2 separate regions of the Homo sapiens genome follow, and region 1 is linked to region 2. Evidence: read pairs that join two places in POLR2A ChIA-PET (ENCODE). Cell type or tissue: PC-3. All regions are shown on one strand. Links, peaks and the distances in the headings refer to the core of each region. The heading gives the core; the rest is flanking DNA. Region 1 has its middle 170 kb from the start of LINC01911. Region 2 has its middle 440 kb from the start of LINC01911.

What was found. ChIA-PET counts read pairs that join two places held together with the same protein. Peaks named below come from ENCODE experiments on the same cell type or tissue, not always from the same donor. Only the 100,000 strongest peaks of a DNase experiment are listed, where the experiment ranks them.
Region 1: POLR2A ChIA-PET joins it to region 2 with 12 read pairs; 1 of 35 experiments calls an interaction of 5 or more read pairs at or near these places.

Annotation. Positions count from the first base shown.
Region 1 is chr2:146,663,964-146,668,367 of GRCh38, reverse strand. No RefSeq gene overlaps it. Among named protein-coding and RNA genes, the nearest start is that of LINC01911, 170 kb to the left of the region's middle. In PC-3, for the core only: no CTCF peak of the experiment used is centred there; a DNase peak (open chromatin) is centred at 1,827.
Region 2 is chr2:147,277,359-147,281,762 of GRCh38, reverse strand. No RefSeq gene overlaps it. Among named protein-coding and RNA genes, the nearest start is that of LINC01911, 440 kb to the right of the region's middle. In PC-3, for the core only: no CTCF peak of the experiment used is centred there; DNase peaks (open chromatin) are centred at 2,672 and 3,042; H3K27ac peaks cover 1,372 bases.

The sequences.
Region 1 (4,404 bases), core at 151-4,150, 610 kb after region 2:
CAAGTTATAGTTTGGGTTCAACCTCATTGTCTTGTACAGCAACCATGTCTAATGAGAGGGCAGGAATTTTTGTCTATTTTCGTCACTGATACATCCCAAGTGTGCAATCAATATTTTCAAATGAATGAGTGAATGGACAGATGATGCTTAGGCGAGAATTAATCTTAAAATATTGTATTTACATGCTATTTTAAGTTATAAAATAATATCTGTGATGTGTCTGGTACCATGTCCACAGTACTTAAGAATATTCTATATTTGGTAAAATGTTTCAGTAACTCTGAGAGACAACATGGCCTTTAAAATATCTTTACTTTTCTAGAATACAAGAAGGTGATTTGAAAAATTTTGCTCTAAGTTTCCCCCAGATTTTTGTTTTAGAGAAAATATAAATTAGGCAAAAGAGAAATATTGTTCTAAAATTAGAATTGTAGCTTAGAATCACTGTCTTTTTTTAAAAAAAGTTAATTTTCTCCCTTGATAGAATGCATAGATTTCTTTTTCTTTTTCTTTCTCTTTATTTATTTATTTATTTTTGAGAAAGGGTCTTATTCTGTCACCCAGGCTGGAGTGCAGTGGTGCAATCGTGGCTCATTGCAGCCTCTACCTTCCAGGCTCAGGCAATCCTCCCACCTCAGCCTCCAGAATAACTGGGAACACAGGCATGTGCAACCATGCCCAGCTATTTTTTTAAAAAATTATTTATAGGAATAGGGTCTCCTTATGTTGCTTAGGCTGGTCTCAAACTCATGGGCTCAAGTGATCCTCCTGCCTCAGCCTCCCAAAGTGCTGGGATTTCAGGCATGAGCCACTGCACCCAGCCATAGATGTTTTTATTGTAACATGCAAATCACTTTTGGCTCCAGAAAAGCTAGAATCTTAAGGAAACTAATTTTGGCAAAAATTATCACTAAAATCCACTTTTTTTCAATTTTTATATTTTTTAAACTGATGTATTTACTTGTAGATTTTAGTAAAAGATAATAGACAGTTTTAGAGAAAATTTTAAATTCTGAACATGAGGAGCTAATTAAAATATTGCCTGAAGTAATGCCATTTTAATGAGTTGAATCAGAAAGCTTTCCTGCTGGTATTATTTTAATTATCTTCCTACCTCTCTGAACTTCATATATCTTTTCTGGCTCTTTTTACCTTCTCTAGTTTTTTTTGTTTTGTTTTGTTTTGTTTTACCTGGATCCTTCTATTGTCTTTCCCTTAAAGGAGTCACACACTGTAATCCATGATCTCTCTTCTGCATTCCAGATCTGAAATTCCAAATTCCTAAAGAACATTTCCAAATAAAAGTCCAAACAGCATCTCTAGATCAAGAAATATTACTCTATCCCTATTCATTTTTCCTTCAAACCTTGCTTTTACTTCTGACATTACAATATCTGTTAATTTTACATTACTTCCTGTAGTTCATCCTTGGCTTAAACCCTTTTGCCCCTTTTTCTTTACCTCACCCTTTCAGGAAGAGTTCTCAATCCTGTTAATTTCTTTTTGTTTTCCACAGATCATGCATCCATCATTTTTATCCATAAAGTTTTCCCTTGTTCTCAGTTATTAACTTCTTAGTCCAGGCTTAGACAATTGATTTTAACAAATTTCACTGCCTCTGATGGCATACCTTCTGCAATAACTTCATACCAAGTTAATTTTCCAGATTCTATTGGAAAAATATATCTGACATCATGTGATACTCTTGTTGAGTTACTAACCATTGCCTATAGATACCTTTTCAAAATCCCTTTTCTAGTTTCTCATATTCCACATTCTGGCTATACCCTACATTTCCTGACTTATGACTCACATATTTTCTTCAAGCAAGCAAATAAAACAAAGCCTCAATATGATGTAATGGACATTCCCCGAAACAATGAGCTTTGAAACCTTCATATCTTTGTTCACTCCACCTTACTGCCTCCTGTCTATCAAAATCTTATTCTTTCTTTAGGATTTATGAAAACATCACCTTTTCCCAATTCCACCTTCACTAGATGTTTTAGGGATTGAGGGATGGGGTGGTGTGAAGACAGGAACTCTTCAGGCCTCACATTATTCCAATAGCTCTTAGTAGAAGACAGTAAGAAAACACTTTAGAGTGTCAAGACATAGAGATCATTAACAAGGGCTTAACAAATTCCTAATTTTAACTCAAGTTAACCTACAGTTATAATCAGATATTGCCCATTCTATGATTTCACCCTTCTGATAGTTATTTCTCTCTGAGCAGTTTTAAAAGTCTCAACAAAACTGGTTGGTTCCTATTCTCAATATGCCTTTCACTCAGCAACCTGTTTCCAGTTTGATATCCAAGATGACTGATAAGCACAACATCTGATTGCAACTTTTCTTACCTCACTTGGGGCCTGGAGTAAAATTTTCTGTGAGTTACTAATAGGAAGATTACCAAATAGCAAAACTCTCATGAAAGTAAATAAACTATAGAACATTTTTTCACTTATCTGTTAGCCATTCATATGTCTTCTTTTGAGAAATGTCTCTTCAGCTCCTTTGCCCATTTCTTAATTGAATTATTTGTTTTCTTTCTATAGAGTTGCTTCAGTCCCTTATGTCATTCGCATATTAATCTCTAATCCCTTATCAGATGTAGTCAAAGAGGTGTCTGCACACCCATGTTAATTGTAACACCATTCACAACAGCCAAGTTATGGAATCAACCTAAGTGCCCATCAGTGGATGAATGGATTAAAAACTTGTGGTATATATACACAATAGAATACTAGTCAGCCTTAAAAAGCCATGTTGTCATTTGTGACAACACGGATGAAACTGAACATCAGGCTAAACCAAATAAGCCAAACACAGCAAGATAAACACCACATTGCCTCACTTACATGTGGAATCTAAAACAATTGAACTCATAGAACCAGAGAGTAAAGTGGTGTTTAACAGAGGCGGGAGGTAGGGGTGGAAGAAATGGGGAGATAATCATGAAAGACTGCAAAGCCTCAGTTAGGAGAAATAAGTTTGATTTTTTCTGAGGTCTGTTGCACAGTAGGATGAATACAGGCACAAACTGCCATTATGATCTTTTAATACAGTGTGGAAGGATTAGATTAAGCTAACTAACCTATGCATCACTTCAAACATTTGACGTTTTTTGCTGTGAGAGCATCTGAGATTTACTTTCTTAGTGATATGGAGATGTACAGTACTCAATTATTAGCTATACTGTATAACTATAATTTGTCAGTGTATAATTTTAAAAACTTTAGAACATATTGTGCTTTTGTTCTATCTTCCATTTGTGTTAGACTAATTATTATAGGATTACAACAGTCCAGGTCTTGCTGTATAGCATTCTTTTAGCAAAAGTATAAGAAGTCTAAATGTTCACAAGTGAAGGTAATGCTGACATAGAAAATGGCTGAGAGACCTTGGGTGGGCTGAAGCAAGATTGTACAAGGGTTTTCTGCCACATTCGCTTTATGCAAGATACTCTGCTCCCTCACAATTAGGTCATACCCACATGGGATTTGTCATATGCTGCCTTATATCACAGGTATTTATATATATACCTTTTTCCTAAGTTGTATTATGAAGTGGTGGAGAACAGAGACCAGATCTTATATATCAAAGCATTTAGAATGGTGATTGAACATGGGAGCTATTTAATAAATACTTGGTGAAAGAATAAATGAAGAAATTGTCCTACGAAATTAAAACACCCTAGTGTCTTTGCTTTACCCACTCATGGCAGTTCTGTTACAGCCAGATGAGACCTGGACTTGGAGTTATAATTTGGGTTTGAATCTCATCCCTGCCCCTTTCCAGCCTTGAGAGCTTTGGTAAGTTTAGGAATCTCTCAGAACTTAATTTATCCATTCATGTAACATAGATTTCACTTCCTTTATCTGTAAAATAGTAATGGAAATAATTTTACCTATATCATAAGTGGATGAATAAGGTTCTATAGATGCCCATGTAACAACTTCCCTGGCTTTGTGAACATTGTAAAGCCAAGTTCTCTTATCCAAGGATCAATGGTATTTTCGTTAATGCCTATTACCTTATACCCAAACATCTCAGTTTTAGGAACTCAAACCTCATCGCCAACAAATCTACAATGAGATTTGTTCTGCTTCATCTCTGTAGTTACATTACCTAAATTGGAATATCGACTATCAATTACCAGCTTGATGACTTCGGACAAGTTTTAAAATCCTTCAACACCTCATTTTTTTTCCCATTTATACATAAGAAAAATAATACCTACAAAATAGAATTACTGTACATGTTGAAAGTGTTAATTTGTTTAAGCTCTTAAAAAGGTGCCTAGCATATGATAAATATCCAGTAAATATTAACTACTACTGTATATATAATAATTTGTTTAATATACATTTCTCCTGCTGGACTGCATCATAAGGGGGAGTA
Region 2 (4,404 bases), core at 225-4,224:
TTTGCCCATTCAGTATGATTTCGGCTATGGGTTTGTCATAAATAGCTCTTATTACTTTGAGATATGTTCCATAAATACCTAGTTTATTGAGAGTTTTTAACATGAAGCGATGTTGAATTTTTTTGAAGGCCTTTTCTGCATCATTTGTCAATAGATGCATCATGTAGTTTTTGTCATTGGTTCTGTTTATGTGATGGATTACGTTTATTGATTTGTGTATGTTGAACCAGCCTGGCATCCCAGGGATGAAGCCGACTTGATCGTGGTGGATAAGCTTTTTAATGTGCTGCTGGATTTGGCTTGCCAGTATTTTATTGAGAATTTTTTTTTCTTTTATTATTATACTTTAAGTTTTAGGGTACGTGTGCACATTGTGCAGGTTAGTTACATATGTATACATGTGCCATGCTGGTGTGCTGCAGAGAATTTTTGCATCATTGTTTATCAGGGATATTGGCCTGAAGTGTTCTTTTTTTTTGTTACGTCTCTTCCAGGTTGTGGTATCAGGATGATGCTGGCCTCCAAGAATGAGTTAGGGAGGAGTCTCTCCTTTTCAATTGTTTGGAATAGTTTCAGAAAAAAATGGCAACAGCTCCTCTTTGTACCTCTGGTAGAATTCAGCTGTTAACTAGACAATTTTCATCTTGAGCCCCCTTTTCAGTCTGAAGCAGAAAACTTCATTTAGCTACTTACAGTTTTAGTGGTTTCTCAGTGATGTTGATTTTAAATACAGTCAAATTGAAGACTTCTTCCCCTCTGATTTCTCTTGGGGCTAATGTAAATCATAAACATACGCCAAGATGTAGTGTTTTTGGAGATGGCATTCACTCCCCCATATTGATCTACCCTACGCTGACTCTGAGATCATAATCCTGTCAAACGCTTTTGTTGTCTGCATGTCTGGCATTTAAGAACACTCTAAACTGATTTTTTACAGAAGGAGCCCCATCTCCTTTTCAGACTGAAATTTTATAATTTATACTGTAGCAACTTACTCTCCCTATGACCCACCAGAAACCTCCTTTCCTGTTGGCTTTGTATTATAACTACAAAATTCTTTGCCATATGAGAAAATATTGGATAGCCCCCGATTCTGACTGGATCCTTCTGTGATTCTGCAGATAAAACCATTATGAATTCATACATCCACCCATCCATCCATCCATTCATTCATCCATCCACCCGCCCATCCATCCATCAATCCATCCAGTGGGGCAGCTGACAAACATTTATTGAGTACCAGGTGCTTACTAGGCACTTGTAGTAGAAGGTTCCTTCCTGAAGGATTTCACTTTCTGGTAGTATATAAGAACCAAAATCAGTGGCCTGATGCTCCACAAAGCTTAGACACTGAAAACTAAGACCATTTACTCCTCATAACTTACTGTCTGCATTAACATAACTTACTTTTTCTATGAAACTCTTGCCCAGGCTATTGGGTTTAACTTTTCATGGAAAACATCAACATACAGTTTGCATCCTCAAATTCTTTGAATTCTTAATCTCAAAAATCCTTGCCTTGCTGTTTCATGATCTTCACCAAATCCTAACCAACCCCATCTTGCTTGTACTACTGTCCACAACCTCCAAATTGAAAGACCTACCTTAACCCAAACTTCCAATTCCCAATAAATTGGGACACTGCCAAGGCACTTTTGTAGGGGAGGGGCATCCTGCCTTATGTTGTAAGCAATGAACTCAGCTTTGCCTAATCAACAGTTGTGTGGTAGTATTTGGAAAGCCAGAACTCAACAGTGGTGTCATAATTCAGTTGCAAGCCCTGCTTTTCAGAGGAAGATTAGTTAGTACATATAATTAGCCTCATTAGCTGTGAAAGATTATTTTAAATATATGTTTATGCATGATCAAAAGTCAAGCCTTTCATTGCTAATTCATGATATGGTTTGGATACCCAACAGAGATTTCTTCTCAATGGATATTTAAAATGTGATCTTTTATGGCCGGGTGCGGTGGCTCACGCCTGTAATCCCAGCACTTTGGGAGGCCAAGGCAGGCAGATTGCCCGAGGTCAGGAGTTCGAGACCAGCCTGGCCAACATGGTGAAACCCTGCCTCTACTAAAAATACAAAAATTACCCGGGTGTGGTGGCACACACCTGTAATCCCAGCTACTCAGGAGGCTGAGGCAGGAGAATTGCTTGAGCCTGGGAGACAGAGGTTGCAGTGAGCCGAGATCATGCCACTACACTCTAGCCTGGCCAACAGAGCGAGACTCTGTCTCTAAATAAATAAAATAAATAAAATGTGATTTTTCTTTCTTTCATTTTTTTCCTGAGACAGGGTGTTGCTCTGTTGCCCAGGCTGGAGTGCAGTGGTGTGATGTTGGCTCACTGCAACCTCCGCCTCCCGGGTTTAAGTGATTCTTCTTGTGCCTCAGCATCAAGTAGCTGGGATTACTGGTGAGCACCACCATGTCCATCTAATTTTTTTTTTCGTATTTTTTAGTAGAGACAGTGTTTCACCATGTTGGTCAGGCTGGTCTCAAACTCCTAGCTAGGCTCAGGTGATCTACCCGCCTCAGCCTCCCAAAGTGCTGGGATTAGAGTCATTAGTCACCGTGCCCAGCCTAAAATGTGATCTTTTTAATCACTATATTAAGCTTTACATAATGCAGATGTTAGTCATGCCTCAGGAATTGAGGTTAGGTCCTCTGGACAATGCTAGATGCTGAGAATTCTTCACCTGTGCTGCAGTCAGACTCCAGTCACCTGCTACTGTGATTGGGTTCCTAAAATATATGACGCAGGAGACACTATTTAAATATACTCTTTATTTTTGACTAAGGCTTTAGCTAAGTCTTGTCCCTTTTGTCTGCTGGCCTTTCAAGGTGAAGTGGGCTCAACAATAAAAATAATCTCTAAGACCTCTTTGCTAAGTATATGTATGAGAAACATTGGCCAGGTTCTTAGTTGTAGGCAACAGAATCTGACCTAACAAGTTTAGTTGGAAAGGGATTTATGATAGTTCACAAAATTATTGGGAAAGTTAAAAGTACAGACTCTAGGCTGAGCTTCTGGGAACGATGCCCAGAACCACACTGAAAAACTGGCTTGCTAAGGAAGCTGCTGCTGCCATTGGCCTCAGAACCCCAGTGCTTCTGCCACAATCAGAAGGATGTTGCATTGGGCAAGTGTTGTCACTGCTATTGGCCTCAGAAGAACCAAACACCCCTGCCACGATGCTGTTTGAGAGCAGTTTTCAAAGTGTGGTCCCTGAACTAGCAGTATCAGCATCACCTGGTAACTTGTTAGAAATGCAAATTCTCTTACCGTGCTCCAGACCTATGTAATCAGATACTCTGGGCATGAGGCCTAATGATGTGTGTTTCTGATACAGGCTAAAGTTTGAAAACTACTGCTATGTGAAATTGTTCAGTTTATTTCTCCAAGTCTTGCACACATGCAGGTGTATCTGCTTGGCAGAACATAGGTCGTGCAACAAACTCTATGACAGGATACTGGGAAAAGAAGTCTGTAGCAGTACTTCTCAAAATTTAGTATGTATCTAAATCACCTGGGGATCATGTTATACTGCAGATTCTGATTATTAGGTCTGTAGAACAATGCCAACAAGATCACAGGTGATAACAATACTCTTGATATGTGGACCACAATTTGTATATAGAGAGCCTGTAGAATAGAAACAATGCTGAAAGAGAGGTTGGGGGATTGCAACTCATCCAATATGCAATATCTTCTACCCAACTTGTCTTTTAATAAAAAACCTATAACCTCCAAAATTTGCAAGAGGAAGAGATCCTCCACATGGGTAGGGGCCTGATGAATTGAATCGTCACATATTTCCCTGCCTTTACTTGAATTAGGAATCCATTATCCCCTTTCTTGGAAAACTTTGAGGTATCTGGGTACTGTATTTTAGAAGAGAGGTTGGATATTTTTAAAGCCTAAATTAAGCCAGACTTGGCGCATAGTTCTCGACCTTTTTCTCTGAATCTCTTTGGTCTTAGAAGACTGCATCTTAATCAGAAAATAAGCCTTATACACTCAACAACATGGTCTTGCCCAGGCTCCTGTTGTGACTGCCACTGTTGAGTTCCCACCTGCCAAGAGAGCCTAAAGTCAAGTATTGATATGGGAGCAATTCCTGGAGGCTTCATCTGTCTACCTGGTAGCCAGTTGATTACATTTGATCTCTTCCTTCATGGCTAAAGGAGTGCTTTATTTTCTTAGGAATATTCTCAAATTTCAGGAACAGGTTTTTCTTTCTTGCCTGGAGGACTTCAGAGAGCATTACCACTTTTTGACTTACATTTATGCCTTATCATGATATCCCACCTAACATTACCTCCAACCAGAGAACCTTTTACAGAAAAGAAGTGTAACTGGTCTTATGATATGCCCATTATCTGAAACTGTGGCTGTGC